Regions from separate parts of the Mus musculus genome. Here regions 2, 3 and 4 are each linked to region 1. Evidence: chromatin loops called from intact Hi-C (ENCODE). Cell type or tissue: heart. All regions are shown on one strand.

What was found. A loop is a pair of places that touch in the nucleus more often than their neighbours do. Peaks named below come from ENCODE experiments on the same cell type or tissue, not always from the same donor. Only the 100,000 strongest peaks of a DNase experiment are listed, where the experiment ranks them.
Region 2: a loop joins it to region 1, with 3 times the contacts of the local background. A loop is called at or near these places in 4 of 42 quality-filtered maps.
Region 3: it touches region 1 in a loop (2.4-fold over the local background); 2 of 42 quality-filtered maps call a loop at or near these places.
Region 4: it touches region 1 in a loop (6-fold over the local background); 38 of 42 quality-filtered maps call a loop at or near these places.

The regions. Positions count from the first base shown.
Region 1 is chr1:134,048,988-134,056,987 of GRCm38, reverse strand. No RefSeq gene overlaps it. Among named protein-coding and RNA genes, the nearest start is that of Gm19497, 8.0 kb to the left of the region's middle. In heart, no CTCF peak of the experiment used is centred here; DNase peaks (open chromatin) are centred at 1,727 and 3,587; H3K27ac peaks cover 2,082 bases; H3K27me3 peaks cover 517 bases.
Region 2 is chr1:134,241,124-134,249,123 of GRCm38, reverse strand. No RefSeq gene overlaps it. Among named protein-coding and RNA genes, the nearest start is that of Adora1, 9.7 kb to the right of the region's middle. In heart, a CTCF peak has its summit at 4,733 (motif pointing right); DNase peaks (open chromatin) are centred at 3,613 and 4,723; H3K4me3 peaks cover 252 bases; H3K27ac peaks cover 2,584 bases; H3K27me3 peaks cover 1,110 bases.
Region 3 is chr1:134,298,731-134,306,730 of GRCm38, reverse strand. Ppfia4 (protein tyrosine phosphatase, receptor type, f polypeptide (PTPRF), interacting protein (liprin), alpha 4) reads left to right here. Exons shown (of 29, transcript NM_001374777.1): 25 at 2,347-2,444; 26 at 2,951-3,126; 27 at 6,193-6,261; 28 at 7,263-7,440; 29 at 7,903-8,000. The coding sequence ends at 7,952. Gm32267 (a long non-coding RNA gene) reads right to left here and starts at 7,297. Exons shown (of 3, transcript XR_387416.3): 1 at 6,519-7,297; 2 at 5,177-5,288; 3 at 2,439-2,636. In heart, no CTCF peak of the experiment used is centred here; DNase peaks (open chromatin) are centred at 3,800, 4,030, 7,560 and 7,940; H3K4me3 peaks cover 1,040 bases; H3K27ac peaks cover 2,795 bases; H3K27me3 peaks cover 616 bases.
Region 4 is chr1:134,102,212-134,110,211 of GRCm38, reverse strand. It overlaps the pseudogene Gm8618. Among named protein-coding and RNA genes, the nearest start is that of Chit1, 5.0 kb to the left of the region's middle. In heart, a CTCF peak has its summit at 3,245 (motif pointing right); DNase peaks (open chromatin) are centred at 2,151, 3,341, 4,641 and 6,121; H3K27ac peaks cover 1,395 bases; H3K27me3 peaks cover 421 bases.

The DNA of each region.
Region 1 (8,000 bases):
ACACCAACCCAAAGGGGGGCGGCATTCGGTTATAGAATGCCCACTTTATCGTTTTTTTTTTTCTTGTCAGCTAGCAGAAGGTAGCCTGGGTTTGTGGTGCTCAAACTGTAGGAACATACATATAAAATCCCCCACAAAGATCTTTCAGCCCTCCTTAGGAAAGTTCTTGTGGGATGGTATCATGGGCTGCATAAGACCTGACTCCGTGCCCACAGTCACCCAGACCATTAGAGCATGAGCTCATCGGAGACACTGTCTTTGCAAATGTAATTACCGAAAGCCTTGGATGAGAGCATCCTGAATCAGGGAGCTCCTTGAAGCTGTGCCCCGTGTCTTAGCAGAGATTACCAGAGGGACAAAGAGAAGATTCTAGATGGAGATGGAGACAGGAGAAGAGCTGCAAACCAAGCACTGCCAGGACCTGCTGGGAACCGGAAGAGGCAAAGGAGATGGATTCCAAGACCTCCAGAAAAAGCACAGCTCTGCAAGCACATTGTGTACTTCTGGCCTCCAGGATAAACAACAGAGTAGATAAATTCTAAACATTGCTAGACCACCTTATTTGTTGAGGCTTTGTCAGGCCAGCCGTGGGAGATGAACACTGATGAGTGTTTGAAATCAGCCTCAAAGCAGTGCACAGTTCCCACCAGAGGCAATCGTCTCTGCACTTCAAGGAGGCAGGAATTTGTAGGTGACAGCTCCCCACACCCATATGGATTCTCTACATCCTGGTGGTGTCTCTTACTCAGCCCTTTGGGTGGCACCTCGCAACCCCCATCCAGAGATTTCCTGGAAAAAAAATTATCTGCCATGTGTTTGGCTGCTCAGCATCTGAGCCTTTTCTTTATTATGGAGATGTCCCACCATGAGAGACAGAGACAGCTCCTACTCATTGATGTGAGATCGGCAGCAGCTGCTCCCTTGGCAATCCCTGATGCTGCTGGAGCACCGGTATGGGACTGGGTCTTGCCAGACTGATCTAGACCTCAGAGTTAGTGACGTGAGAAAGCAAAGGCTTCCTGGAACCTGTCCTGGTGAAGGTGGAAGGTAAAGGCAACAGTAGCCAGACTCCACACAGAAGCTGGGCACAGTTCTCAGCACAGCTGACCAATGCATGGGCCCAGACAGTTGGGGGCGGGACCATGATCTTCATGGACACGGTGACCTTGCGGCTGGGTTGCACAGGATCCACGTCCATGTTGTCAGAAGTCCTCTGCTCCTGAATTACTTTTATCATTAGGCAGGGAGCTGTGTGCCCTGAGCCCTGATATGCTCCGTTCTGCTTGGGGACTTGGGCTTTCTGGTTCTTGATATGCAACATCTTTAGTTCCACCTTCTGAGTACCCAGCTATTATGGCTCTTATCTGGCTCCCATCTCCTCCTAAAACTGCTGGCCAAGCCTGAAGCCCATGGCACTCCTCTGTTTTCTCAGCCTGTCTCTAGAATCTAATCTCATCAAGACCCAAGGCTCAACAGGACAGCTGGGAAGGAGAGGCGGGGTTGAGATAGACTACAAGTCCAAAGCTGTTGTTGATCCTCTGTGGACCTACGGAGATTCAACACTTGCCATTCAGTTTTCCTCCTTGCTCCAGTCAGGGACTCCGACCCATTTTCCAGTGTAATTGTGCCCTTTGTCCATGCCGTGTGCCCAGCAGCCCAGACTTAGGTGGAAACAGCTTGTTTGTCTTCCGCGTTCGCAATTCCTGTTGGGGCCCAGGGTGGCTGGGTGTGGTTGCTGGGCCCTTTGTCCTTCCGAGCCATTTGCCTGTAGTCTCCCTTCCTCTGCTCCCAGGGCCGTGCTACAGCAAAGCCTTGGCTCTGTCTGCAGAGTAGTCCTTCTTGCTCCTCTTGTGGGCTTTGTCCCCAGGGCATGAACTAGTTTTCAGGAGAGAAAGCTTGTGCGGCTGCATAATTGAGCAATGTATTGGCTCCGTGTGAACACGATTTGGGGGCTTGAGATACCTAGGGTCTCAACTGGTGGCTGAAGTCACATTTATTAGCTCCTATCTGGATGACTGAGGTGGAACCTTCTGGGAAAGTTTGAGGTCCACATGGGACCATTAGTTTCCTGATGACATTTCAGCTGTGGGTGGCATCAGCACCTGGGTGCATAGTAGAATGAGTGGCTTAGTCAGGAAATAAAGAACGCTCAGGCCACTCCTATTGCTTCCTTGGTCACACTGGTCCTCATCATACAGGAGGAGGAAGAAGAAGAGGAGGAGGAGAAGCAGGAGAAATAAAAAATAAGATTTTATCCATATACTTTACTTGGTACTTCTATCAAACTGCCTTGTGAGTTTTAGAATGAGCACTATCTTTTACATTGTTAAGACAAAAATGACTCTGAGTCCCTACCTGACTCCATAGCAAAGACCCTGAGAGCTCTCTGGCTCTTTCCCAGTTGAAGCGCAGCAGCTTCAAGGTTCTTACCTTACTCAGGGGCTGCTGTGTGCATCGCATCGCCAGTTTGTCAAGGGATTGAGCTGTGCCCACGGAGAGGAACAGTCCCTGCCTGGTGCTTTCTTCCAGCATCTCTCCTGTGCTCGGAGTCTCTGCTTTTCCTGAACCCCCCAGATAAGGTCTGTGCATTTGCATCAGAAGACAGAGCTTCACGTAGCTAATCAGACTTTAACACAGCCTTCATTTCTGTGCTACAACACAGAAACAACACAGAACAACTCAAGCAACAAACACAGAAGCACTCAAGGGTCCTCCCCTTGAACTGAAAATCCTGGATTTGAGTTTTGCTCTTTTGAGACTGGCTCTCATGTAGCCCAGGCTTGCCTTGAACTCCGAGGCTAGCCTTGCTCTCCTGACCATCATGCTATTATCTCCCGAGGGCTTGGACTATGGATGTGTGCTGTAACACATGGCTTGAGATCACAGATATTTTTATATTACACTGCATTTATTGAAAAGACCTCAACATGCCTTTTGCACTCAGCAAATATTTGAAGTTAACTTTAGTCAATAGGCCTCTAGGTGAGTTTTGTAAATTGTAGTAATGAAGAAATATATGCATTATATGTAAATTTTATGGCTTACATTTTGATATCACACTAATTTGTTTAATTATGGAACTATCCTGGACTGCATTTAAGATGCTGTTCAAACCAGACAATCAAACAAGTACTCTGAAAAGCTGGGAATAGTGGTTCCTGTAATCCTACCTACTTAGGACGGTGAGGTAAGAGGGTCATTCAAGCCGGGAGTTCAAGGCTGGTCTGGGTAACATAACGAGACTGTCTCAAAACAGAACAAGATTCTGAGCTGAGGCCCACAGACCTTACTTGCTTTTGCCTGCACAAAAGGCTACTGGGGACACTGGGTCTTCTGTTGACAGTGTTTCTCAACCTTTCTAAAGCTGTGACCCTTTAATGCAGTTCCTCATGTTGTGGTGACCCCCAGCCCTAGCATTATTTCGTTGCTATTTCATTACCAAGTTGCAACTGTCATTTTGCTGCTGTTAAGGGACCTAACTGAGAACCGCTGAATTAGAACACACATGGGAGATAGCTGGCAGCCATGGAAGCCTTTGAAAGGGTCTGGAGTCGAACCATGTAAAGTGCGATACTGCCCCTTGTGGCCAAAGGCAAAACAGCGTGGCTACAGAGAGCTGCCCTTCGTATGGTGGTAGTTAAAGTATTTGGCTACTTGAGTCTGAAAGAGAAAATTCAGGCAGTGTAGGCATATTTGTTTTTAGTCTATTTTATTGGATTTTTATATCTATCACCCTTCTCCACTCCAATCCCTTCCAACATCTCAACACCAGGTAGGTTAGAGAAGAAAGGGGGCATAGCTTGTTTATGCTAGTTCCTGCTGGATAGGAGCATAGTTCCTTGGGGCAAGTCAAATCTTCATCTTATCAGGATATCTCAAACTTCTTGTTAAACTGCAAAAACAGCAACCAGGAACTACCATCAACCACCACCACCACCACTACCACCACCACCACCACCACCACCACCACCACCACCACCATGACCACCATCATCAGCAGCAGCAGCAGCAGCAACAGCTTCCTCCCCCTCCCCCACCCCATCTTCAGAGCTCCTGGCCCCTCTGGTGGCTCTGGCATTCTAGAATCCCCAGAATGAAACTATCTGCAGCTAGCAGGAATCACCCCCCCCCCCCCCCACACCGCTCCTGGATCACGAGGCAAATAGTCTGCTGCTGTGGGTAATCTGAAGCAGCCTCCTACCCCACACCTGGGATTAAAACAGAAACATGTTCCCATAACATAGCTGGGATTTTTTGTTGTTGTTTTGGTTTTTCGAGACAGGGTTTCTCTGTATAGCCCTGGCTATCCTGGAACTCACTTTGTAGACCAGGCTGGCCTCAAATTCAGAAATCTGCCTGCCTCTGCCTCCCGAGTGCTGGGATTAAAGGCGTGCGCCACCACGCCCGGCATAGCTGGATTTTTAAGAAACCAAACTCTCACTCCAGACAGTAGGTGATTTGATTCCTGCATGGCATCCTGCCTCGTTGCTTCAAATGCTCTCTGTGGTCCGGCCATTTTCTGTTGCCTAGCATATCTGAAGCTTCCTTCCATATTTGGGTGTTGTCCATGGCCCGATCACTGCCCCCCTCTAGACTACTGTGTCCCACTTCATAGCCCTCAGCATCCCAGCCAGACCTGTGCTCATCTTGCCAGCTCTTTCTCAGTTTGTAACGTCTGGCCTTTGGGCTGTTGTTTCTGTTGTTATCCAATGAATGTCACGGTAAGAAAGCCCCCCCCCCCCCCCCGCGCAGCCCCCACCACACGTTTAATAGCAAAGAGGGAATTTTAGTTGAAAAACCGCAAGCAGGATGGATTGAGTGTCAAACTGAGGGAAGTGTGGCTTTCCTTGTTCTCTTTACCTGTCTTAGTTGGCATTATATTCTAAGTCTAAAATGGCCTCCACAGACTCATTCTATAAATACTTGCCCCTCACCTGGTACTACTATTCTGGGATGCTTGTGGAACCTTTAGAAGGGACCATCTAGCTGGCAGAAGCAGGTCATTTAGGGTGGAGCTTTGAAGGTTATACGCAGCGCCTGGTTCCTACCCTGCCCTCTGCTCCTTGGTCTGCTGCTCTGTGAACAGCTCCTTCCATACCCTGCTACTGCCCTGAATGGATGGACTGAAACCCTGAACCAAATCGTTCTTTTTTTTTTTTTTTTTTTTTTTTTTTTTTTTTTTTTGGTTTTTTGAGACAGGGTTTCTCTGTGTAGCTCTGGCTGTCCTGGAACTCACTTTGTAGACCAGGCTGGCCTCGAACTCAGAAATCTGCCTGCCTCTGCCTCCCAAGTGCTGGGATTAAAGGCGTGCGCCACCACGCCCGGCTCAAATCGTTCTTTTCTTAAGTCTTTCAGGTGCCAACGCAACAAGGGAAGGTACCTAACCCTGCACATTAGTGTCAGGGAAAAGGGGACACTGTTAGGATTAAGTCTGACCGTGTGGTGCATAGATCTTTCAGACTGGATTGCAGGGAGCGTTTGCAGGGGTTTGGAGATGCAGACTAAAGAACCCCTAGTGATACCTTGGTGGGTGACTCTGGTGGGGGTCAGTAGACCTCCACCCCCACCCCGTGCCAATGCAAAGACAAACAGTGCAGGTCTGGTTCATGAGGTTTGGTTGGCTGGTTTTGTTTTTTAAACAGAGTCTCTATAGCCCTGGCTGTCCTGGAACTTACTGTGTAGACAAGGCTGGGCTGGAACTCACAGTGATGTGCCTGACACTTCCTCTCGAGTGCTGAGATTGAAGGCGTGTGCCATCATGCTCAGCTCTCTTGAGGTTTTGAATGTGAACAGGGACTCAAGGAATTTGGACTAGAAGCCATTTGCATTAAAGGATGGCAAAGGTTTTATGTATATTTTTCCCATGTTCTGAAATTTGAAGTGAGGCTAAGGTGAAATGTAATAGATAATTCGGTGGAGGAAATATCAAGATAGCATACGGGCTGTGGCATGGCTGGCTGCTTTGGGGACGGTTTACAGTGAAAATCAGGATTAAAAATAATTTCAGAGCAGAAGGATGCAAGAAGCACATAGTTTAGCCATGGCTGTTTAAGGTTATAGATAAAGAAACTAACTGTTAACAACAACAGTAGAGGAAACTGGGCACTTTGTACTAAGACAATAGGACGGTTCCTCAGGGCGCTGCAGAATTAGTGAGACTTCAAACAGGATTCAGGGTGTAAAACTGCAAACTCATTTGAAAGACTTCTTTAAAGAGAGCATGCCAATGGGGTGCCCTACTCACAAGGGTGTGCCTAAGGGCAGCTTTTCCTGGGTTCAGCTGCCTAGGCACTCAGAGACCTCTGTAGCCATAATCCAAGGAAGCCCAGCTACCACTCAGGCCAGCAGTAGAACTCGGCATTGTATACACCATGCTAGTTTTCTAGGTATGAAGAATGCAAGAGTTTTGGGGTGATGGAGGTTTCCTGCAAGGTTCCAGAGAAAAGTCTGTGTGGCCAGGCGACATGTAGTTATGCTGTGGAAGAGGTCTGGATGTCTAGGCACGAAGCAATGGAGAGAAAGTCTGAGCTGCAATGGAGACCCTGTGATGCTGCAGATGCCAGGAACATAGACTTTCTAAGGAGCATGACTCAAATAAAGAGACCGTATGCACTGCAAGCATTATAAGGACTATGGCCAGGGCAGCTAAAGTCCATTGGAAATCACATCATGTATGCTGTCCTAAATGCTGGGCATGCAGCTACAGGAGTTGACATTCCCCCTGCTGGGAGTTGGTTTTGCCTTAGTTCCAGTTCTCCCCTTACATCCCCATTCCTCTTTTAGGAACAGGATGTTCCCCCTGGACTATAGACTGAAACCGGGCAGCATCCTTTTCACTCACAGGGCCTCATGGCTAGAAGGTTGTCTTGAGTCCCAGGAGAGTCTTTGAACTTTGGTCTTCTGAAAGGTCTTGGGATTGTTAAGACTCTTGAAGTTCGAGTTGAGCAGGGGATGGCACACACCTCAGCACTCAGTGGCAGAGGCAGGTGGATCTCTGAGATGCCAGGCCAGCCTGGTCTACAGAGTGAGTACTAGGATAGTCAGGGCTACACAGAGAAACCATACACACACACACACACACACACACACACACTCATAAATATATACTTATTATATATAATATGATTATATATAAAATATATAATTATATATTTTTTAAAGGCTTTTGAAATTGGGTTAAAACATGTGAGAAGCCCGAAAACCTCTGGAGGCTGGGGGTGGGCTCTAGAGGCTGGGGGTGGGCTCTGGAGGCTGGGGCGGGCTGTGCTGGTTGGGATTGTCCTTCTCAGGCTCCCATTTGAATACTTGTTCTGCAGCTGGCGGTGCTGCTTTGGGAAGCTATGGAACCATCAGGACGTAGAGCCTAGGCAGAGGCAGGTCCTAGGAGTGTGCCTTTGAACGACATATTGCTTCCTGCGTTGCTCTCTGCTTCCTGGTCTGCTGTGATGTGAACAGCCTTTCGCCACACACTCTGTGCCATGAACTGAGTTTCTCCCTCCCGTGGTAGAGTGAGAGCCCATGAAACCAAGAGGCACACTAAATCCTCCCTCTCTTAAGTTGCTTCTATAGGGCATCTGTAGAAGCAATCCCAAAGAATTAGTACAGTTGACGTAGCTGAGTTGCTAACAGTCAAAATTGAAAGGCAGTTGTGGTTTGGGCAGACCCCTCCATAAGTGTCCCTTCCCCTCCCCCTTCTCCAGCACCCCCCCTGGTGCCAGATCTTCAAGACTCGCACATCTCCACATTCCATCATAGAATACTCTCCAGGGCATCGTCAGCTCACTCTGGAGTTGGGGCAGTCAGAATTTGGCGTATATTCATCTCAGCCGCTTCCCTTTTTCCCTGACTGGAAGCCACACGTGCAGCTTCCATCATTTCAAGGCAATGTTAAGTGTTTAGCCTGGCACTTGGCACCAGAAGGGTTTCAAGAGACCCGTTCTGAGAGGAGCAGAGAGTAGGTAGGCGACTCCCTCTCAGGTTTACTTCTTCCAGAACCAAGT
Region 2 (8,000 bases), 190 kb before region 1:
GTTGCTATTGCTGTGACAAAGCACCATGGTCAAAGTTATTTGGGGAGGAAAGGGTTTATTTGGCTTACACTTCCACATCACTGTTCATCATCAAAGGAAGTCAGGGCCAAAAGTCACACAAGGCAGGGACCTGGAGGCAGGAGCTGATGCAGAGGCTATAGAGGGGTGCTGCTTACTATCTTGTTCCCCATGGCTTGATCAGCCTGCTTTCTTATAGAACCCAAGACACTGGCCTCTTATAGAGATCAGGAGTTATGGTCTCTTATAGAGATCATAGTGGGCAGCACCGCACCATCAATCACTAAGAAAATGCCCTACAGGTTTGCACATAGCTCAGTTTTAAGGTAGCATTTTCTCAACTAATGCTCTTTCCTCTCTGATGACTATACCTTGTATCAAGTTGACATAGCACTAGCCTGCCCTACCCTCTACTCACTTTCCTTCCCTTCTCTTCTTTCCACTGCTATTTCACTTAAATATTCGCCATCTGTTACATGGGCAGATTGTAGCAGTTAATCAACTGTATCTGTAATAAACAACAGTATCCATGCACCAGGGATTCTACCAAGGAGCCCAACCAGTCTGGGTGCATTTACCTATCCCATTTTTGTCCCTCCTATCTTTGTATGCATACATCCTATTGCATACTTGTAACCATAACAGAATTTTAATTTTGTAGTCTGTCTTAAAATTTAATATAGAGACATTTTCCATGCTCCTACAGTCTTCATAATGATCAGTTTAATTAATGATCCCATAATATTTCACGGAGTGGACGCACCAAGTTTCACTTAACTGTTTCCTTTCTGGCAGACAGTGCTGGTATAATGAAACTTCTCCTTCTCCTTCTTCTTCTCCTTCTCCTCCTCCTCTTTCTCCCCCTTCTATTCTTCTTTTGTTCTTGTTTGTTGTTTTGTTTTTGAGTTAGGGTCTCACTCTGTAGATCAGGCTGGCCTCAAACAAACTCACAGAGATCTGCCTGCCTCTGCCTCCTAAGTACTGGATTAAAGGCCTACACCACAATGCCCAGTTTATGAAGCATATTCTCTACTTCCTTTTTCTTCTTCCTCCTCTTTACTCCCCCACCCCTCACCCCCTTTTCTTTTTTCAAATCTCTTTGTCCCCTTCTGTGTGGAAAGAGCAATCATCCCACCAGGCTACAAGATTTTGGAAGAGAGTGATTAAAATTTTATTTTTTAAAATGCTCTGAGGATGTTTATGATCCTGAAACAGTATAAATGGCAGCCCCTTTTCTTTTCAGGGAGTAGAAACACAGCGCCAGGTAGGACCCGGAAGGACTAGATTGTAGATGGCTCAGACTTGATATAGAGACACAAGCGATAGGGTAAATGGCTGTCAATAGGAGAGGCTAACAAAATGCTGCCCAATGCCATTGTCAGTTCTGAGAGAGGACGTGGAATCTGAAGAGACTGCAGAGCTGCATGCACTGATGTAGGCAGGCAGACTTTTGAAATCTGTTTTTGAGCCGGGCGTAGTTGCACATGCCTTTAATCCCAGCACTCGGGAGGCAGAGGCAGGCGGATTTCTGAGTTCGAGGCCAGCCTGATCTACAAAGTGAGTTCCAGGACAGCCAGGGCTATACAGAGAAACCCTGTCTCAAAAAAAAAAAAAAAAAAAAAAAAAAAAAAAAAAAAAAAAAAAGAAAGAAAGAAAAGAAAAGAAGAAGAAAAAACAAATAAAATCTGTTTTTACATTCATTTATTTGTTGGTGTGTATGTATGTGCATGTGTGCGTAAGTTAAATGATATTTGTACCTGATTCTCTTTAGGGTGTGGCTCAGCCCTTAGCATATACCTTTAGTCCCTCTGGCTGGAATACCCTTAGTATTGACTGTTAATCCAAAACAATCAAGGTAAAGTTAGTTTGTAGAAGGAAGCCCCCATGTTTGAAAGTGATGTCTAATCGAGTGGCAGACAAAGTGACGAAAAATTCGACAGAATAGGATGTGTCCATCCAATTCTCATGAGAAGAGAGAGGAAAGGGAAGCTACTTAAGGGAGAGATAGCCGGGACAGGAGGATGAGAGTGCAGCACAAGAATACAGGAGAGTTCGTGGAGAGCAGTGCAGTGGAGTTGAGAGGGAGAGACAAGCAGCCCGAAGGGAGATGGAGGCAGGTTTACTGGGAGAGCTTAACAGAGACAGGTTGAAGATAGAACAAGCTAGAAGAAGGTGAAGACAGAACAAGCCAGAGAAGGGGAACTTAGAACAGATTTCTAGAGTTAGCTTGAGGCCAAGCAGAGCAATTCAGAGGCTGAGAGCCAGATTGAATACGTCAGCTGGGAGAGGAGTTTAAGCCAGAATAGCTGAGTTGAATCAGCCAGTTAGAGCTCAGAAAGAATTAGGAAAGGGTGAGCTAACTCAGCAGTGAGTCTCAGAGGCTGAAAACGTTTTAGGCCTAGATAAGATTATGCAGAAGCTAGAAACTGGGCCTTGGTTAGCGGAGTGAAGCAGTAAGCCTCAGAGATGACAATTACATCAGGCAAATAAAGGTTACAGTTACGTGGGTGTGTGTGTGTGCGCGCGTGTGTGCAAGTGCACTCACACGTGCTCTTGTGGAGGTCAGAGGATCACTTTCAGGAGTCAATTCTCTTTCCACCATGCTGGGCTTGAGGACTGAACTCAGGCTGTCCGGCTTGGCAGCAGGTGATTTTATCCACTGAGTCATTTTACTGGCCCAGGTAGGGTGATTGCTGTTGTTTTTGTCTGTTTTTTGTTTTTTGTTTGTTTTTTACAACAAACTCATTTGCAGAATACTTGTAGGTTACAACTTCCTCAAGAACAATAAAAGCCAATACCTGCACAAGCCTGTGAGTGCCATAATGTATATGTGTATATAACTTATGCATGTAAGTGGTACAAAATATGGCAAATGCTTGGAAATACCCCAAAGCGTTCACGGTGGTCCCTCTGTGCTCAGAAGGGTCTGGGTAGGGAATTGGTAAGGGAATTTGAGCTGAACTGTAGTGGCTTCACTGTCAAGAAAAGTATAGTCAGTCCAGGACTGCTGGTACACATCTGCAATCCCAGCACTTGGGAGGCTGAGAGATAATCAGGAGTTCAAGGCCAGCCTGGGCAACATGAGTACCTGTCCAAAAAAAAAAGGTAGAAAGACGATACAGAAAGAATTTGATTTCTTGGCTGGGAGATAACTTAGTCACAAGTGCGCGCGCGCACACACATGCACACACGCATATACATGCAATTTCCCAACGCCTTGTTTTTCTGTTTGCCATTGTACATTGTTAAAGCGCCTTGCCACAGAAATGAGATTAGAATGTGTTTAAAGATGCAAAGGTCCTTCTGCAGTGAGCGGGCTGTTCACTTTCTTCAGGTGGGAAGGTTCTAGGTTGTTTGGAACATTGTTGGTGGCCTGGGCAGAGAAGAAAGAAGATGAAGTCACCGGATTAGATCCTGTCTCTCAGCCGAGCCTTCCTACCCACCCTAGGCAGGTGGGAGCTAGGAGCTTTGCAATGGAGTCTTTGCCCTAAGTCCTAGACGGAGGACAACAGATGGGGCCACACAGCCCTGACGCCCAGACCGAGGGGAACAGGTGGAGGCTGAGGGGTCAGAGTGTGAACACTGGCGATTCATGAGGGCTACAGGTGGGCGGAGTGCCCAGCACAGGGACAGGGACAGCTGGGCAGCATGTGGGCGACAGAGGGAACAGGGGAAAGGGGGGGGTGGAGGCCCAGAGAGCAGAGGACAAGGAGAGGGGTGCAAGAGGACAGCCCCCTCCCCACAGCTGTGGCAAGAGTGAGGTCAGAGGTCCCAGGCTGCTACGAAAGGTCTAGAGGGCTGCGGGGTGAGGGAACACATTGATCAGGCAGGGTGCCCATCTTTGTCCTCCTTCAGCCCCAGCTGTCCTTTGTGTAGCATTTGGGCCACCCCAGCAGCTGTGCCAGCCTTTGGCTGGGTCAGAGACTGGGCAGCCGAGGGAAACAGCTGCCACCCCTCCTGTTGTAGACTGGGTGGAAGAGCAAGGAGTTGGCTAGGTGGGGAAAATCTCAAACACGTGGCAGGGCGGTGCCCTACTCCTCGTGGACAACTCCTACCTGCCATTAGTTACATGTTAGGGTGGGAAGGGCCAAAAAGCTATGCAAACATCAGTGCTTAGGGGTGTGTGTCAAATGCTCAAGTGCGACCAACTTCACAATACCACCAAATCCTCCCAGCCACACACATAGAAAAGTCGATAGTTTGCATTTTATAGACGGCAAAACTGAGGCTTCCTGGTCACATTCCCAGTTAGGGACATTTGAGCCAAATTTACTAGGCCCTGGAGGCCTTTGAGGAGAATTGGGTGACCTAGGGTTCTGTGCCCAGACGCATGGTGTTCCCAGAAGTACTGGAGGTGGAAGGTCTGCGATGAACCACTCCTGAGGCAGGCTGGCCGGAAGCAGACGGTGCTGGGAACCCCGTCTTTGAAGATTTCCCCAGAGCAGGGAGGGCTCCCAACACATGCTCTTCGGGCATGTTCAGGAGATTTTGCCTGCAAACATAAGAAGCAGCGGGGCTGGTAACAAAGGATTTGGATTGGGCACCAGGAGACCAAAGTCGCCATCGGGGTGGCATATTTGTTGGACATTCCTAGGGCTGGTCCCCTGGGCCTTCCAGCTGAGTTCCAGCAGCTCCACCTCATTCGCCACGTTCCCCAGAGTTGTCACCTGATTGTGTCCGCCCTTCGGCTCAAAGCCCCGCCCAGGCTCCAGTGCGCCAGCAGGGGGACCCCGAGCTCCAGACAAGGGCACTGAACGTTGATCTGTAGCCTCTCTGCCCTCCCTCAGCCTCTGTAGGCTGCAAAAAGGGAGAATTATTGCCATGTCACCCGCGATGCCACGAGGGGCTAAAGAACCCACAAAGATAACGTGGTTCTGCTGTCTTGAATCTCATTCTGGACCGTCTGCTCCGGGAGCCGCGCCGGCCCTGTGTGATGAGGTTGTCCAACTTTGGGGTGATCGAAACAGCTCAGTGGTGGAGGGCTTGCCTTGCAAGTGACACCCTGGGTACTGGGGAGGGGAAAATGAAGACGTCTAGACATCGAAAGACCCCTCTGTCCCTAGCACGAGCGACCAGGTCGAGTGACTGGCTTTTAGGAATAGGAGTTAATTTCTGGTCTGTGGGTCCATAGAGGGGACCGATGGTCTGCCCAGCCACAGACCATCTTTCTCAGGTCATCTCTCTTTTCCGGCCTTAGGCAAGTGGCCCTGCTCAGGGTGTGAATTTCTTCCAGGTTCAGGACTGAGGTGAGGTGGATTTGAAGGGAGTGTCTGTAGAATGGCATTTAGAGTTGTGCTTAAGATCAGGAATGGGCGCCAGGCTAGGCAGAGGGAATGAGCCTGTGTGACCGGTTTGGACTCCACAGAGTGAGGAAGGAGGCTCAGTGTCTGCACGCCTGACTTCCATGCCCGCTGGAGAGGAACACAGCCTATGAAAATGTGTGTGGTAGGCCTTCTGACAGGCTCACAGCCCCAGGGCCCCAGCTGAGCAAACCCCACCCCAGTTGGTGCTCAGCTTAACAGGATGAAAACTTTGCTGGCTTCAGTGTCTTCAGCCCTCGTGCCTCAGACTGGTACACGTGGCACCACACTAAGGCACCACTGTGAGGTGACTATGCTCATCGCTACTATTGCTTTTCTGTCCCCTGAGCTCTGATGTGTGTGTGTGTGTGTGTGTGTGTGTGTGTATACTGAAGACTGGGTAATCAAAATGTGAACTGTCCATGAAATGAAGTCTTCTCCAGCCATTGAAACTAAGCATTGAGCTAATGAGATGGCCTGGTGGTTAAAGGAGTTTCACATGAAGCCTGATGACTTTGAGTTATAGCCTCAGAAACCATGGTGGAAGGAGAGAACTGACTCCCAGAAGTTATCCCTCTGACCTCCAAATAATTGAAGGAGGAGCATGAGGAATAAGAGGAGGAGGAGGAGGAGGAGGAAGGGGAAAAGGAGGAGGAAGAAGAGGAGGAAAAGGAGGAAGAAGAAGAGGAGGAGGAAGGGGAGGAGGAAGAGGAGGAAGAGTAGGATGAGGAAGAAGAGGAAGAAGGGGAGGTGGAAGAAGAGGAGGAGAAGGAGGAGGAGGGGGGAAAGGAGGAATAAGAAGAGGAGGAAAAGGAGGAAGAAGAGGAGGAGGAAAAGGAGGAAGAAGAGAAGGAAGAAGAGGAGAATGAGGAAGAGGAGGAAGAAGGGGAGGTGGAGGAAGAGGAAGAGGAGGGGGAAGAGAAGGAGGAAGAGGAGGAGGAGTAGGAAGAGGAGGAGGAGGAGGAGAGAACTGATACATGCTACAACTCAGATGGACCTTGAAACATTAAGGTATTCAAAGGAAGCTGTCACAAAGGACCACTGAGGAGCATCCACAACAGGCAATTCTATAGAAGGAACAGTTTATCACTGAACTGCCCAGCCCTTTAATCTTAACTATTCATAAGAGTTGAACCACAAGCTTGAGGCTAGCCTGGGTTATACAGTGAGAATCTGTCTCAATCCTGCCCCCTCCCCCAAAGATTTGTGTTGCCTGGGGCTGGGGAGGGGGAGTAGTAGTTGCTAACGGGCACAGGGTTTTTAGAGGGAGATGATGAAAATGTTCTAGACAGAAACGGTGCTGATGGTTGCACAATTCTGTAAATACAGTCTCAGAACTGAGGCCTGTACACTTTAAATGAGTGAACTTTCTACTATATAAACCATTTCCCAATAAAGCTGTTAACAGTTTTTAAACTGGATGTCCTGAATGTATTCTGGTAACTCTAGTTGGTGAACATTTGGCTTGTTTCTGCTCTGAAGCTATTTTGAGTAACACTGCTGTGAAAACCTTAGCCTGTCTCCCTCCTTCCACATTCTGAGGGCCCGCTCTCCATGATGTGCTGGAGGGCCTCTTCTTATCAAAGGGCAGCGATGGATGGGTGGGAAAGGAGGGGGCCATGGAGAGAATTGGGAAGCCAGCCTAGCTAGCATCTAACAGAAGTCACATAAATCCCTCCCTGCCTCGATTTCCCCTTCTGCCCAGTGAAGGGGAGAGGAGGCAGAGTCCTTTTCCTGACTTCTTGCAGGTGGTGTTGAGTCCAGGAAGCTGTGCTGTTCAGCATACAGTGGGCTATCCAGGGTGGCATTTGTCTGTCAGTGGTGGGGCCAGTCTGTTTTCTTTTGACTGGTGGAGGGTCAGTGAGTCTTCCAGAAGGACCCCTCTGGGTACACAGAGAGTCAGGGAAGCCAAGAAATCCATGACTGGCACCTGGTGAACAGGACTGTGGTGCAGGCTGGGCTTTGGCCACCAGAGGAGGAGGAGGAGCAAGAACGGGGGCAAGACCAAGTTTTTATTGACATGAAATGTTGTTGACAAATTATTGGCTACGTATCAATAGAGGTGCGCTTCAGACAAAAGCCTGGGAGCATCCCGGAAACACTCAACAAAGGACCGGGGGCCTAGGGAATGGGGGAAAGTCAGGGATTTCCAGGTCTGTGAGCAGGTAGAGCGTCAGGCACAGTGCTGAGTCCGGTGAGCTGTCAGTATCTGCTTAGGTCCCCATGGGCTTGCAGAGGTAGTGTGGAGAGCCTGCCCTGGGCTCAGCATCTCTCCCTCTGATTCATCTCTTCTTGCCGCTGCCTTCTTCACTGAAGCTGTGAGCATGCTCAGATCTTCCCCCAGCTAAAACCAACCTCTTTGTGACCTCCTTCTCCTGCAGCTAACCATCCATCTTTTGTTCTTTCGCCTGCCAAGCTCCTTCAGAGACGAGTTTGCACCCACGGCTTCCACCCTTAGCTACCTGCGGCAGCTTTAACCTGGGAGAGACCCTCAGCCACCCACCCCCTCCTACCAGGATTCTTCCAGGCCTCCGTTCCCTTCCTGTCACACAAGATGATGGCTTCCCTTCCTGAGGCCACTCAGAACAACTCTTCCTGAAGTGTCTCTTCCCTTCTGGCTGCTTTCCCTTCTGATTTCCTCCTGTGGGTGGGCGGGATATACGGGCCAGCCTCCTTGCTCCC
Region 3 (8,000 bases), 250 kb before region 1:
CTACTCCAACCAGGTCACACCTCCAAATGGTGCCACTCCCTGGCCCAAGAATATACAAACCATCACACATGCCAACACTGAGTTATAATCCCAGGTACCCCTCCCTTTTTTGAAACAAGGTCTCATATAGCCTAGGATGGCTGTAAACTTTCTATATAGTAATAATAACCATGATCCTCCTGCCTCCACTTCTAGGCATGTGCCTCTGCGCCTGGTCTCCCCGCCAGTTTTGTATTTTAAGACAGGGTCTCACTAAGTTGTCTGGTCTTGAACTGATTCTGTAATCACACTTGAACTTGAGAGTCCTCTTGCATTAGCCTACGGAATAGCTTGGATTACAGGCTTGCACCAAGGCAGTTTTGGAGCCATTATTTTTATGACGAGGAAGGGGCATTTACTAACGGAGGTAGCAAATCCAGGACAGGTTGTTTCTGTCTGCTCACTCAGCTGGACGGCTAATCTTTTTCATCTTTTCACGTCTCACCCAGTGCTTCTTGGCTCGGGATACTCCATTGAGTGGGGTTCTACTGTTATAGATCCTTGTCCCACATCAGTCACACCTACCCTCCTAACAGTGGTCCTCCTTTTGAGTCCCTGAGATGTCCTGGGCCCTTCCATTCATTGTCAATTTTAATCCCCAGTACAACCCTTAAAGAGAGGCGGGGTTCCATCTTACAGATGCCGGCTGCCCTCTGGTAGGCTGTGCCGGGGCTGGCTTTCAAACCCATCTTGACCTAACTTCAAGGGCTTTATAGCTTTGCTATGTTGTACAATAGCTGTGAAAGTCATAGGAACTGTGTAAAAGATTACAGTGAGACTAATGTATGGGGCATTTCCCAGCAGGGGCTGTATGTGCCTTTGACATCCAGAGCTTAAGACAGCCGCTTGAGCCATCAATACAGGCAGCCGAGAAATGTATCTCTGAGCTGTGAGTGTTCCAGGCAGAAGAGCTTTGCGAGTAGCCTGTATAATTTAATCTCAAAGGGGTTGGAGTTAGGAGAAGACTTCTGTTTCGTTTCTCAGTGTGAGGGACAAGTCCAGAAGGTGAAAGAGGTCCTTTCAAGGCAGAACCCTTACATTTGTCCCCCTGTAAATTTGTCCCCCTGCCCAGCCATGGAGGGGTTACACTGTTGCTCAGCCAGCACTGTGGAAGTGCTGTAGGGTGAGTCCTAGATTTGGAGAGGCTTGGACTAAGGGCCATGGTTCTCCTTCTAACCCAAGGTCCTCTGTTCATTCTCTGCTTATCACGGCCTGCTGCTCTCTTAGTATAGTTAATAAGTTAGGAGAATTGCCTCATTTTCTCATTAAGCACTTACAGAGCACCTAGGACACTCTAGAGATCTGTGACTGTGAGTTAAACAGTCCCGTCCCCAGGAAGGGGACATTCTGACTTGGTGAGACAAGACAGTTAAGGAACTAGGAGAAAATGAGACCAAGTTACTGTGGGAGTTACTGTGGCGCGGAGGTGGTGCTGTAGTGGGAGCCTGCTGACTGAGCAAAGACTTAAAGGTGAAGAAAGAGCCTTGGATTACAGGCTTGCACCATTTGGAAAATTGGGGGTGGGATGTTCTGGGCAGACGTAGCAACCAGTGCAAAGATCTGGGACACCCAGGTCTCAGAAGCTTTCCGTGTTTGAGGGACAGCGTGATGTCAGCAGAGAGAACAAGTTGGGCGGGAAAGGGAACAAGTCCGTTGGCAATGTACAGGCTATAGAAAAGGCTGAGGAAAACGGTAATACGGAGTGTCTTGGATTTCTCTTTCCTTTGACTTGTGAGTGGCAATGATTTTTATTACTTCAGCGCCTGTGAAGAAGGGACATGTCCGTGTCATCCAAAGCCCTCCCACCAGTCAGGCCACAGCTTAGGAGGAAGCATTGATTTTCGCTTCTTCTTTGAGCCCTTCGTTGTGAAGGGGAAAGCAGAGAGAATGTCTGGGCCCTTAGGCTGTGCCCTCCCCTTTCATTCCATCTGGTCTCCGTGGGATGGAGCCGTCCATACTCAGGATGGGTCTCGCCACCTCCCTTAACCACCCCTGGAAATGCCCTTGAAGACAATGCAGAGGTGCCTTTGACTAACCTAGGTTAGTTACCAAGGTGACTGTCAAAATTAGCCTGCACAGGCCCTTCCTGGCTGAAGTGGGGCATGCAAGCAGACCTCAGATCAGGTACAAGCCATGGCAGCAGGAGCACGGGGGTAGGGCGGGGGAAGCGGGGGACTGGAGTATCCTCTGTGGTGCATGCAGTGGGCCTGCGTGCACTGTACCCACTATGGCTGGTACAGAATTGGGGCCCCATGGGCAGGAGTGCAGCCACACTGAAGCCCTGGCTCAGGTGCTGTGTGTCTGCAGAACCAGTCTTCAGTATGGCATCATGTGTCTGAAGAGGCTGAATTATGACCGGAAGGAACTGGAAAAGAGGCGGGAAGAGAGCCAGCATGAGATCAAGGGTAAGGTTGCCGTCACCCTCAGCCTGGGCTCCAGCGAGCCTCAGGGAAGACTCACGTTAGCCTGTGTGACAAAGTAGATATATTCCATGTGTGCTCACATGTGGCTCCCCTTCCCTCAGACGGGCCACCAAGCAGACAGATGCGACCCCTCTGATGGTGCTGTGGACTGGTGTGCTCGTAGAAATTGATGATCTGGGGGGAGAGGGAGAATTGAGTGAGAGAGAGGCAGGTTTTACGTAAGACTCTGAAAATTGAAAAAACAAGGCCACTTTGGCCTTGGGTTGGGGAGTGGGGGTGGAGGTGGGGTGGGGATGGCCCATGCGGGGACTTCTGGGAGATGCAGTGAGGTGGAGCTGGCTCAAGGAGCCCAGATGCCATGGAGGACAGAAAGATGTGGGAAGTGAGGGATGGGCTGAGGCTCTGCGTCTAGGAAATTTTATTTCTACACCGTGAAGAGCCTGGGCCAGCATGCTTCCTTTTTGTCTGTTTCTTCCTCTGTCCTCCAGATGTGCTGGTCTGGACCAATGACCAGGTGGTTCACTGGGTCCAGTCTATAGGGCTAAGGGACTATGCAGGAAACCTACACGAGAGTGGTGTGCATGGCGCCCTGCTGGCCCTGGATGAAAACTTCGACCACAACACACTGGCCTTGGTTCTGCAGATCCCCACACAGAGCACCCAGGTAGCCCTCAGTCAGTCACCACCTTCCCCACCCCTCGTGTGTGTGTGTGTGTGTGTGTGTGTGTGTGTGTGTAGCCCTTCAGTCAGTCACCACCTTCCCCATCCCTCCCGTGTGTGTGTGTGTGTGTGTGTGTGTGTGTGTCTCCAGGGCGAGCTGTGTCCTTAGTGGTCCTTGTAAGATATTTTTCTTTACCCAGCTCTGGGTTTGCTTCAGCTCTTCCCAAGCCAATTTTATAGCCAAAGCTTGTGACTTTCCTTTTCCTTAAATTGCTTCTCCGGCCCAACGTTCCACAGGGAAAAAACAGCCTCAGGCCTCACAGGGACCTGAGAGCCTGTATCTCTTTTGTTTGCTAGCCTGGGGATCTGCTTCTGGGCCCCTAGGCTTCAGCAGACTAAATATTACCAGTAAGCACAGCCCAGAGACTCTCCGCAGCAGGCCTTTGTCTCCCTGTCAGCAGCTCAAAAGATTAGACGTCTCCTTCAATTACATTTCATAATTATTGTTGTAACTGCTACCCAAGGATAGATCTAAATTCTCTTGACCCTATTTATATTTTTGGCCCCTCTGACTTCCTGTGGGTAATGGATCCTAGCTGTACTCACAGTTGTGTTAAGTACTTCCTGATTTTAGTTGTCCTAAATATGCCTCTGGCAGGCTCCCCCTGGGGAAAGGCCCGCCTCTTCCCTACAGTTCCGGTTGATGAGGTTTTCTGTATTTGACCAGCTTCTCCTTTTGTAAGAACTGTGAATTTCATAAACTCTGATTATATTGCTCTGGGCCCAAGCCTTTGTCTCTCCAGACAGACCGGTCTTAATTCCTTTAGCCTTCCCTAGTGCAGTCTCGCTGCTGCCCCTGATCATTTTAGCTGCCCTTGTCTGAACTGTTTGCAGCTGTCAGATCGCTTTTGAAACCCAGCCACTAGCTGTGCTGGCTATTCTGGGAGCAGACACTTTTTGGCTTGAGGGAGGGTGGGGCTGTGTTGTCTCTTGGTTCTGGATGGTGTGTTGGCCTTCGGGGACAGTGGCAGCCCACAGGGCCAATGTGTTTGCAGACTGTTTGCTGTGACCCCTATTGACCAGTCAGAACGCATAGCTTGGAACCTTTCTTTTCCAGTAAAAGTTTGGATTTTTTCCAAATGCAATTTCCCTATACTTGCCTACCTCTAACTCCATTTGCAGGTTTCCTGCCCGCCAGCGCCCTCAGAAGGGCTTCTGCAGTTGAGATCTAACTATTTAACCCTCACTATTCAGAAGATATTTGAAATATTTTTTTTAGATCATTTGTAAGACATAACATTGCCATTTCTGACAAACACTATTCCTGTAGAACTCTGTGGTTGATATTTTCCCCCAGGAGTGGACTTTCTCTTTCTTTGCTTCCTAAATCAGAATGCATATTTCTTCTTTCTTTTCTTTCCTTCCTCATCTCTCCTCCTCTTCCTCCTCTTTTTCTTCTTCTTCTTTGTTTTTTGAGACAGGGTTTCTCTATGTAGCTCTGGCCGTCCTGGAACTCACTCTGTAGACCAGGTTGGCCTCAAACTCAGAGATCCACCTGCCTCTGCCTCCTGGGGTCCTGGGATTAGAGGTGTGCGCCTCCATCACCCAGCTGACCCAGTATGGAAGCCTCCATGAACAACCTTGAGAATATCTGGTGACAGAAAGTTTTGAAGACCTCTATTTTTTTCTTGCTTTCTTTTGTATTTTATGTGTGTATATGCATATGTGTGTGTATGTGTGGGTGCCTGCATGTATGTATGTAGGTGTATCATATGTATGCTGGTGTTGCAGAGGCCAGGAGAAGGCTTCTGGTTCCCTGGAACTAGAGTTATAGGCCGTTGTCAGCCGACTGCTTTAGGTGATAGGAACTGAACCCAGGCCCTCTGCGAGAGCAGCAAGTACCCTTAACCGCTGAGCCACCTCTCTACCCACTCTGGAAGTTTCCCTAATCAGTAATTTTAAGGAGTCTAGAAAAATGTGTGCATGCCTCTCAGCTCAGGGCTCCCGCTATCCTCCACTGGGCTTCTTTTAGTTCAAGTTTGTAATTGACCCACCTGACAGAGATAGGTTGGTTTCCTTCCTCCTAGGAAGGCTTGTTTCCTGTGCTGTGCATGCTTGCCTCTCTTGCTTCTGCCCCCACCAAAGGGTAGCAAGCCATGACTTCTCCTTTAGAGACAAAATGTAGGCTTTTAAAATAATAATTTTTATCTGCTCATATATTTGCATATATTTGTATAATTTATTTTGAACATTTTTGTCTACTTTAGCCTCTTTCCAGTTTCCACAAGTGCCTCCCTCCCATGTTCCAGTCCTCTTTCTTTCTTGTTATTGATAACTCCCCGAGTCCAGTTAGTGAAAATAGTTCCCCCCTCCCAATACCTAAAGCCTGTCTCTTCGTGTGCTCCATGATCAATTTTTAAAAATATATTTCCCTCCAATTTGCCCTCTATGAAGGAATGCCAAGGTTAGCAGTTTGGCTTTTAGTAGGGCACTCTTAGTGATTTGCTGGAAGCAGGAGCCTTGGGAAGATGTGTGAGCTTTCCAGTGGTTAAGTACACTAGACCCCTGCCCTGTCTCTGCCCTTAGACACTGGGAAACAGCTGAAAGATGCCATGAGGAGGATGCTGAGGTGGCTCAGTGATTAAGGTGCTTGCCACAATCACAATGTGAGTTCAGTCCCCAGAATCCACATGGTAGGAGAGCACCAATTCTTGTGTGTTATTCTCTGATCCCATGCATTTACTGTGGTGTACGTACCTCCCCCAAACCCCATGTAAAATAGAAAAGAAAAGAAAAAGATGAGGCTGGTAAGCTGGCTTAACAAGTTAAAGCACTTGCCACCAAGCCTGATGACTTAAGTTTCATCCCTGAGACCTACATAAAGAGAGAAGCAACTTTTGTGATTGTTCTCCAACCTAGGAAGTGCATAGTTGCAGATATGCTTGCAAAGACACATACACACTGAATAATGTGTGATAATATAAAAACTGAATTAATGTAAATTTTAAAAGAGTAAGATAGCATCGTTAACTAGAGCTCCTCTCTCTCCCTCTCACCCTATGGGTTTCAGGCCCGCCAAGTGATGGAGAGAGAGTTCAATAACCTGTTGGCCTTGGGCACAGACAGGAAATTGGATGACGTGAGTACCTGGATATGAATTCAGAGCCTTGGCTGTTGTTGGCTGTTTGATTAGAGGGTCATGAGAGCTCCTGCCCCAGGGCTGAGTGGTGGCTGGCCTAATGGAGGAGAGCCAGAAGAGCCAGAGAATGGAAGCTGTGAGGAGGAGGAGGTCTGTGGTTGGGTAGAAGTGGTCTGCTGTGGAGAAGTCTGAGGGACTGAGATAGGAGTCATTGAGACAAGAACAGGGGTCAGTGGCCGTGTTCCTGCTCACTCTACCTGTGTCGTGGGGCCTGTGCAGTTCTGAAAACACAGGCTGGAAGACAGTGAGCTGCGGCTCTGGGGAGTGTTGGGCAGCCTGTGGGATTCAGGCTCTGGGAGCCCACTGCAGAGGTGATTTTGGAGGTTGGCATTGATGGGGAGCAGATAGTGAGGGTTGCTCTCTGTATCCTCTGGAGAAGCCTGTCTCTGGCCACCTGACTTATCATTGTCCGTATGTTCTGGTCTCACTGGGATAGGCAGCGTGAGAAATAAATAGGTTAGACAGATGTTGGAATTTACACTTTGAAGATAAGAAAACTGAAGCCCGGAGCTGTCATGTTGCTAGTAATGTGGCAGGAACCAAGAAGGGCATCCCAGAAGTCTTCATCCCAGGTACTGCTTTTCTAGCAACCTGGGTAGTATTTTATATTGAGGACCCAGCAGGACAGGAGAGCAGTGCTGGGGCTGACCCATGACTTTCCGGAGAGAGTCTGGAAAGAAAAACATGTTAGGAAAGCAGTGGGCTGTCTGAGCTCAGTTTGGGGAGGTTGGGGTGGGTAGAGCAATGGAGTTCACTGCTGGCCCAGACCTGATAGGAGAGAGGAACCTCCTGCTGGATCTTTGAGATCCCTTGAAATCATCTTCAGCCTCCATCTATCCTACACGCAAAACCACTAAGGTCTAGAGAGGGGGAGTTCAGAAGTAGTACCCCTTAGAGCTTTAGGGACTGGGCTGGCAACTCCAATATGCCCCTTGGTGCAGGGAGAAGAGAAGGTGTTCCGCCGAGCACCCTCCTGGAGGAAACGCTTCCGGCCTCGGGATCACCATAGCGGTGGCATGTTGGGCACCTCAGCGGAGACCCTCCCGGCGGGCTTCCGTGTGTCCACGCTGGGTCCGCTGCAGCCTCCACCTGCCCCGCCTAAGAAGATCATGCCGGAAGGTGAGTGCCATGCTGGTAATGGGTTCCTCCCCGCACCCTGGAGCCGAGCGGGCTGGAGAGGGGCGAGGCCGAGGCTGAGCTGCACTAACGCTGCGGTGGGGCGCGCACTAACCCGCGCTCTGTGTGTTCTCCCGCCGCTGCCGACTCCTGCCAGCCGGGACGGCGGGGGCGCAGAGACTGGAGCCCTCTACGGTCCGGACCTACTCCTGCTGACCCCCCCCACCCTCCCGCCCCGGGTCTGACGGGGGTGCGCCCCCGGCTCGGGGTAAGTGGGCCAGGCTGTGGCTGTGCTCGCCCCGTCCTGCCGCCGCTCCGGACCGCCCTGCCGCCGCTCCCTCGCTGCAGCATCGCCCGGCTTGCCCTTCCCGCTTCGCTTCGTGCTTGGCTGCATGCCGCACCTACCTGCTGCCCACCCCGGGAACCACCTCCACTCACAGAGCCTGTCTCTCTCTTCTCTCATAGCTCACTCCCACTATCTCTACGGACACATGCTCTCCGCCTTCCGGGACTAGCCACGGCCCCCAGGGCGGGTGTCCTGGTTTCACAGGCTCAGCCGGCCC
Region 4 (8,000 bases), 53 kb before region 1:
CCTAAGTGGATGGAAGTCTGGGAAATGTAGTCCTCCAGGGTTTTGTGTGTGTGTGTGTGTGTGTGTGTGTGTGTGTGTGTGTGTGTGGTGGGGAATACTGGAAGATGTATGTATCTTACCATGAGAAGACTGTTAACTGGAGCCTCAGAAGCACAGTACGTACAGTACGTAGTGGAGTCTGGAACATACATACACAACACCCACCTCCACCCACCCACCCACCCTCACTCACCCCCAGCCCCTCTTCTTCCAAACCCAGATAGTCTGGGATGTGCGATGACTTCTCTTGAGCCACCATGACCATTCCCATCGTCATACTCTTACTTTTAACCCCACCAGACTCCCAGAATCAGCTAGAAACTTTTTTTTTTCAGAATATGAAAATTTATTCCTATGTTTCCATTGTCAAATTTTATGATCTTGGCCGTTCTTTCTTGCCTTTGTATAGAGCCAACAGAGAAACATTGGCTACTTTAACCACCTTAAAGCGGACTCCAGGAACATCACCTACAGCATGACCTTTTCGACCAAATCCAGCAACCGGAACTTCATCATTTTCCTCAATGAAGTTCAGGCAGCCATCATTGGGCACGAACGCTGTGATCTTCTTGCCGTTTTTAATGAGCTGCACCCTGACGCGCTTCCTGATGGCAGAATTTGGCTGTTTGACCTCAACCCCTACTTTTTCCAGCACAATTCCCTTTGCATGAGAGGCGCCCCCAAACGGATTGGCCTTCAGGGCTGTGCCCAAGTGGGCTTTCTTGTACTGTCTATCATGCCACTTCTGGTCCTGTCGGTGACTGCGGAGCTTCCGGGCAGTTCGGAGACCACGACACTTGCCCATCTTGCGGGCGCCACGGGCCTAAGAGAAAGCTTTTTTGTTTTTTGTTTTTGTTTGTTTGTTTGTTTTTTTCTAGACAGGGTTTCTCTGTGTAGCCCTGGCTGTCCTGGAACTCACATTGTAGACCAGGCTGGCCTCCAACTCAGAAATCTGCCTGCCTCTGCCTCCCAAGTGCTGGGATTAAAGGTGTGTGCCACCACGCCCGGCTCTAGAAACTTCTTATGAGGGCTGATTGGGAATCTAGAGAACAGATACCCTCCACCCCTTATAAGGACCTGTAACTAAGTCTACTTAACAGATCCTGAGGCAGGCTACCCTGGTGAATCCACTGTGCTGAGATGCTCTCAGAAGGGTCTCAGGCATCTGAAAGCCAGCCAGGGGCAGAAGCCGAGAGTGGAGTATATTGTGCACTCTCGGCTCAGAGCCGGCTCTTGGTGGGCATCAGAGTCTCACATGCGTCTATTAAAGATTTCCAGAGGCAGACATCAACCTTTGGCCAGACAATCCTTGTTCACAAGTTTAGAGTAGAGCCCAGAAATCTTTCTTAGGTCATATCTTCTTCAACATTTATTTGAAGTTGTACATTTTTCTGGTTTACTTCCAAAGGGAGCCCCTCCCCCTCTCTGATAAAATTAAGACTCTGGCAAAATATCCTGTTTATCCTTTATGGACCCTGGTTTTTGACATAGTACTCACATTCCTCCATGTCACTGTGCTGATGCATTCGGTTTCTATACAACGCTAGGCCGTAAGGACTATTTTCCTGACTGACAATATGTCGGGAAACAGAGGTTCAGAGATGGAGCTCTGGCTGCCCAAAATAACACTGATCTGCTGAAGTGGGACCCGGGTCCCAGGCAATGGCTTCAGATCCTTGTCCTGTAATCACTGGGCTGCATCTTCCCCGGGTTCCCTGGGTGTCAGGTTGATCTATTCTAGGGTGGCTCTTGACTATACGAGAGAACCAAGGAGGAAAGGTGACCAAAAGAAACCCTCTCCTAGGTGACAACAGGAGCCTTGAGGATTGCGTGTCACTCACTCCAGCAGACACACAGCCTACAAAGGTCCCTGGAGAGGTAATATGACGTCCCAACTTGGAGCCCATGCTGCAGGTAGCCAGGACTAGATAGGAGTGGGGAGAGCCAGCCCCTAACTCAGTCAAAGCACTTACTGATGATGAAGGTCCAGCGAGCAGAGACCAAACAGCCAGTCCCATGAAAAGCAGCACGTGTGCTCTGTCCCGACTGTGTGAGACACGAGCGGCCTCATGGCCCTGGGCATGCTGAGCACAGAGGGAAGGTGCCCAGGAGTCCCCTGGTAAAGACAGGCCTGGCCCACGCTCTCTGAGGAGATTCTACGTGACCTCCAGCCATGCCCTGGGTATGTGATATGCACTTCAGTGCTCCCTGGTCATCTGGGGTGCCCCCCAACCCCACTGCCCTTGGATGGAAGCTTCTTCATGGGAGAGATGTCACAACCTCTTGTCCCAGACTTAAGTACCCCCTACAGGCCCTTGGTCTGTTAGGGGCTTTTTCTGTGGATTCCTGTCTCCACCCACCTCATGAGTAGTCAGTCAGCAATGATCGATGTCTGCTCACCTCAGCTGTTCCTGGCAGAATGGGATTGGAATAGGGAAATGGTTCAGAGCTGGCCGGGATGGGGTGGAATTAAGAAGGGAGTTGGTGCAAGTGAGATGGTTTAGTAGATAAAGATGCCTAAGGTAACCTGATGACGAGTTTGATACTTGGGGCCCACATGGCAGAAAGGACTTTGGGACCCGCACGACGGAAGTAGAGAACCAAAGTTTTCTCTGACCCCTCGCCCTTCCACTGTGTTATGTTTATGTGAGCGCACACATACAAACACGTACACTGTAAATAAACTAAAATGAAAAGTGCCGGGGAGTAGGGCTATGGTTCGGTGAGTAACCTGAACTTGAAGGCATTTGCTTACCAAGCCTGAAAACTTGAGATGAATTCCCAGGGTCCATGGTGAGAAGAGAGAATTGGCTCCAAGTGTTGTCTTCTGGTCCTCACAGATATGTGCAAACAAATAAATAATAGTGGTGTTGGTGGTGGTAGTGGTGGAGGTGATGATGATGGTGATGGTGATGGTGATGATGATAACTTTTAAATGAAAAGAGGAGTGTTGGCTGATAGGGCAAGATCTGGAAGGAGGCTGACACATGAGCTGCCTGTAACTCTCTGTGAGCACTTTGAACACCAGCATCTCTTTCATACAGCAGAGAGAGGACGCCTAACTTTGGAAGGATGGGCAGAACTCACTGTTGCCTCCTAAAATAAAAAGAAAGAGATCACTGGGCGCCTACATCCTTCATCTTCTCCATAGAGTGAGACTTTTCCCAGCTTTTAATGGGCCCATCTTGGGGTATGTTCTCAAAGTGACCAGCAGGGGGAGGAAGACCTCCATTTTGGTCCCAAGCGGCACTTGATGGGGAGGGACCTGTCTGAATAGGTACGCTCCAGGCCAGGTGTGACTCAGCCCAGAAAAGGAACCTGTCGTTCCAAGAAGTCTGAACTGAGCCTGGATGTTTATTTATAAAGACAATCACTATTTCCCACTCTGACTTCCTCTGAGAGTGTTTGTGATTGGGAGTCTCTCTCTCTCTCTCTCTCTCTCTCTCTCTCTCTCTGTGTGTGTGTGTGTGTGTGTGTGTGTGTGTGTGTGTGTGTGCATGTATAACCCTGTCTGTGTGCAGGGGAGTCAGCCTAAATCCTGGACTCTGGCTGTGACCACCAGGATGATCCCAAATCTTGGAGAAGGGAACTGTGGAGTCAGGGCCAGGTCCCCTTCTGCAGAGACAGAGAACATGTGCGCAGATACCTTCTGCAGGAGAGGGATCTATGAATGATTCCCATGAGGGACATTCATCTAGGATGGGCATAATCTGAGAGGCAGGCAAGAAAGGTTGACCAGGCCCCTCTCCACTGCTTTTTTGCCCCTCCTGAACCCATCCCCTCTCCCTGGACACTGACGGAAGGGTCATCTTGAATTCCTCTTCAAAATGGGGCATGGGCAGGAACCTATAGAACAAGAGGTCATTGAACCATAACCCTGTGGAAGAAAAGCCCTGGAGGAAGTCCTGACCAGGGTCAGGTGTTGGAGAGGATCAGTCCAGTGGCCTCCAGAGGAGGTGATGTAACCCAGACCTTCACCCTTTACCCTGTGTCCAAGCAGGTGACAGGAGATGGCTACACTATTACTCCTGTCCTTCAGGGTCTGGTGGCTCACATGGTAGGCCTGATAATTCAGGGCTTTACAGTTTGCCATAATTTTGAACATAAACTGATTTTGCAAGGAAGAGCAGAAAGGTGAGCTCAGAGAAACTTGTGTAAACAACCAGTGCACTGCCCACACCTGTAGATTTAAATTCTCAGGTCGAGCCTAAACTAGTTCCTTAAGTGGCCTCTGCCCCTCCCTCTGCTGTCCCAACTTCCTGAGGAACAGCAGGTCGGGTCTTGGCTTAATAACTCTGTAGCTTGTTTTGTTTCCACCTTCAGATTACACTACCTGGCTAACATCTACAGGCTTGGCTCTCAGGCAACCACATATGCAGGAGACAGGTGTACAACAGACTGCTACTGTAATCCCGTGTGGTGAGTGTGCAAATATGTCTAAAAGGCTGGTGTAGGGAGAGTGTATAAGTGTGTGCACACAGGCTGGGTGCTGGGGATGAAACCCTGAGACTACACCCTGTCCTACATCATAGCCTGGGGTGCTGGGCATTTGTCAGCTTAGGGCATCCATTCTTCCCAGGGAGGCCCAGCAAGGCAGAGGGAAGGGCTTCCAGGAGGGTCACTTCACACATGAGAGGTGTGTGATGTGTGTGGGAGATCGGGGAAAGGTGCCTTAACTCTGCCGCATCTAAGTCCTCAGCACTGCGCACACAGCAGCTGCTCAAGCCCCCACCTTCTTTCCCTGATTGATGGAGACATCAGTCACTAAACACTTCAGACACCTTGACAGAACAAAAGAGAGGATATGCGTTGAACAGCCCTGAGAGCACAGTGTCCAAATCATCGTGGCTCTCATCGTTGGCAGGTACTAGGTGGTTTCCATGTCCCCAGATGGCAGGTTTACAGTCACTGTCTCCAAGCAGATCCTGGTCAATGCTAGTCCCTGCCGCAGACCACTTCTGCTTTCCTGAGTGCTCCTCTCCTCTCCTCTCCTCTCCTCTCCTCTCCTCTCCTCTCCTCTCCTCTCCTCTCCTCTCCTCTCCTCTCCTCTCCCCACGATGAAGCGCCCACTGGGCACAGTGTCCTCAGAGGATGTCAAAGGCGTGGAGAAGATCTGAAGATGCCTCTCAGCCTTCACCACACACCTTTCCTGATGTGCTGTCATCCAAGAAGATAGGCTTCCAAAGCCAGTGCCTGCGACAGCACCCTACTGTGTGTGACCTTGGTGCACTCTAGGACTGTGAGTTCTGAGTTCCAAATCTGTTGGCTGCAGCTCTCTAGCCATGCAGTTGCAGAGACAATTGCGGGAGAAATGGCAAGCCTCACCATGTTGCTCAGGCTAGCCTCCAACCCCAGGGCTTAAGCCATTCTCTTACCTTAGCCTGACAAGTAGCTGGGCATGCCATAGCCATAGCAAGAGAGGATTACAGCGCAAGCATGAGGCATGCCTGTGCCTGGGAGGCAGCATGTATGCACATGTACACAGACACATATTTGTAATTAAATGGTGATTATGATGGTGTGTGTGTGTGTGTGTGTGTGTGTGTGTGTGTGTGTGTGCATGCAGGTCTTCCAGTGTCAAACTGAGTTTATGGAGGTCAGAGAACAACCTATAGAAATCAGCTGGGATTGAATGCAAGCCATGAGGCTTGCAATACACAACTTGACCTGCTGAACCATTTCACCAGTCACCACCACTCCTCAGTGTAAAAAGAAAAATTCAATGTCTTTGTGTCTGTCTGTCTCTTTCCTTCCACTACTAGGATTCAAAGGATAAAGGTTCATGGAATCAGACATGGTAAAGTCACCCTGCCCTCCTTCTCTATCTCTACCCAGAATGGACCTGGGACCACTGGCTAGGGTTCCCCTCCCAACCCACTGTGGAGTCAGCTTATCCTTAACAGGCTCTTAAAGTGAAATGTTTGCTTGGATGTCCTAAGTGGGCCCAGGATATGACAATTACATTCCTGCCCGCCTCCCCCATAGCCTTCTGGGTAATGCTATTGCTGCTGCGACAAAGGCAGCTCAGGAGCCAAGAGGCAGAGGCAGAGGCAGAGGCAGAGCCAGAGCCAGAGCCAGAGCCAGAGTCAATGCCCTCAGGGTGCAGAGACTCCAGCCAAAGCCTGTCTGAATGTATTTATAGACCATCACACACATGCACACAAGCTGGGGGAGAGCACTGTGTATTTCCTGGAAGCATGCGCTCACTCTCTCTGTTATAGAAGATCTTCTGGGAAGGGCATTGTCTACAGGGAAAGGGGCCTCTCTGCCCTCGTGTCTGCCCTCCACGGAAGGAGAGTTCTTTGGGAAACTCAGGCCTGACACCTCACACTCTCCCATCCCCACCCCATTGTACCTTCAGAACCTGTAGTGGCTCCCTGGCCTCTGACTGCTGGCTCCAGGCCTGCCCATGTTCTTTCCAACCCAAATGCTGGGTTCACCCCTCTGAGTGGCTGGGCCATCCAGGGATGTTTGCCCAAATCTTATCTTGTGCAAAGCCTACTCCATCTCCACTTGGTACATCCTTCCAAATGTCTTCTCTCTCCTCCCCACCGTGGGCATGTGGCCTGTCTCTTCATCATCTCTAAGGCCCCATCTGTTTACCTAATATTATTTTTCATTACCTGGATCTCCTTCTCCAAACCATGCTTTTCAGGGTCAAAAACTGGACCTTACTCGTCTTGTGCTCCTACCTATGTACAGCCCAGTGACACAGAGCTGTTGTGCACAGGAGCAGGTGTGTGTGTGTGTGTGTGTGTGTGTGTGTGTGTGTGTTGGGGGGGGGGTACTCCAGGCTGTTCTCAGCAGAAGATTTGGCTTAAGCCAGGCCTAGTTATGGAATTTGCTAGCTAAGTGATTTTTCTCAAGCTCTCCAAAATGTGAGTTTTCCAATGTGCAAAGTGGGACATCAAAGTGACCCTTACATGATTAAGAGACTGCATGCCATGGGTCTCATGGACACACACTATCCTGTGGGGTTCCCTTTCAAAATAGCAGTGGGCTCCTGATTCCTGTTCAACAACAGCCCAACTCAAGTCACTGTCTATACTACCACTGTTTACCGATACCTCCCTGATCTCTGTCTGTCTTCACCCTTGTCCCACTTCATCTGTTCCCATCACAGCTGTCAGACACGATCCCTTAAGAATATGTCATGTGTTGTGACTCCTTCACACACTGAGAGAAAACGCCTGTGTCTTCACATGGCCCTGCTTTGTGATTTTCCTCTCTTGTTCTTCCATCTCCAGCCACACTGTTCTGGCCTGATGTCTTTCCACTGAATGCTTCTTATTAGAATCCTTCTGCCTTCCTACTTAGAGTCTTGAGTTCATGAGATGGTCTCTGCCTACCCAGACTAAACTCACCCCTGAGCCAAGCATAGTGGCAGATACCTTTAATCCTAGTACTTGGAAGAGACAGGCAGGTAGATCTTTATGAGTTCAAGGCCAGCTTGGTGGTCTAAAGAGTGAGTTCCAGGACAGGCAGAGCTACATAGTGAGACCCTCTTAAAAAGAAAGGAAGAAACAAACAACACCCATTTGATATTGCCTATCCCTTTTCTCTGCCATATTCTTTCACCTTAGCCTTTGATGTTGGCTAGTTTTTTTGTCAACTTGACACAAGCTAAAGTTATTTGGGAAGAGGTCCTTCAATTAAGAAAACGTTTCTATCTGATTGTCTGTAGGTGAGCTTGTAGGGTATCTTCTTGATTAATGATTAATGTGAGAGGCCAAGCCCACTGTGGGTGGTGTCACCCCTAGGCAAATGGTTGGAGCAGTCAGTACAAGAAAGAAGGCTGAGCAAGCCAAAGAGAAAGCCAGGAAGCACTGTTTCTCCGTAATCTTCACTTCCATTTCTACCTCCAGTTTCCTGCTTTACTTCCTACCCTGACTTCCCTCAGTGATAGATTGTGACTTGGGAAGTTTAAGATGAAATTAACCATTTGCTCCCCATCATAGCAG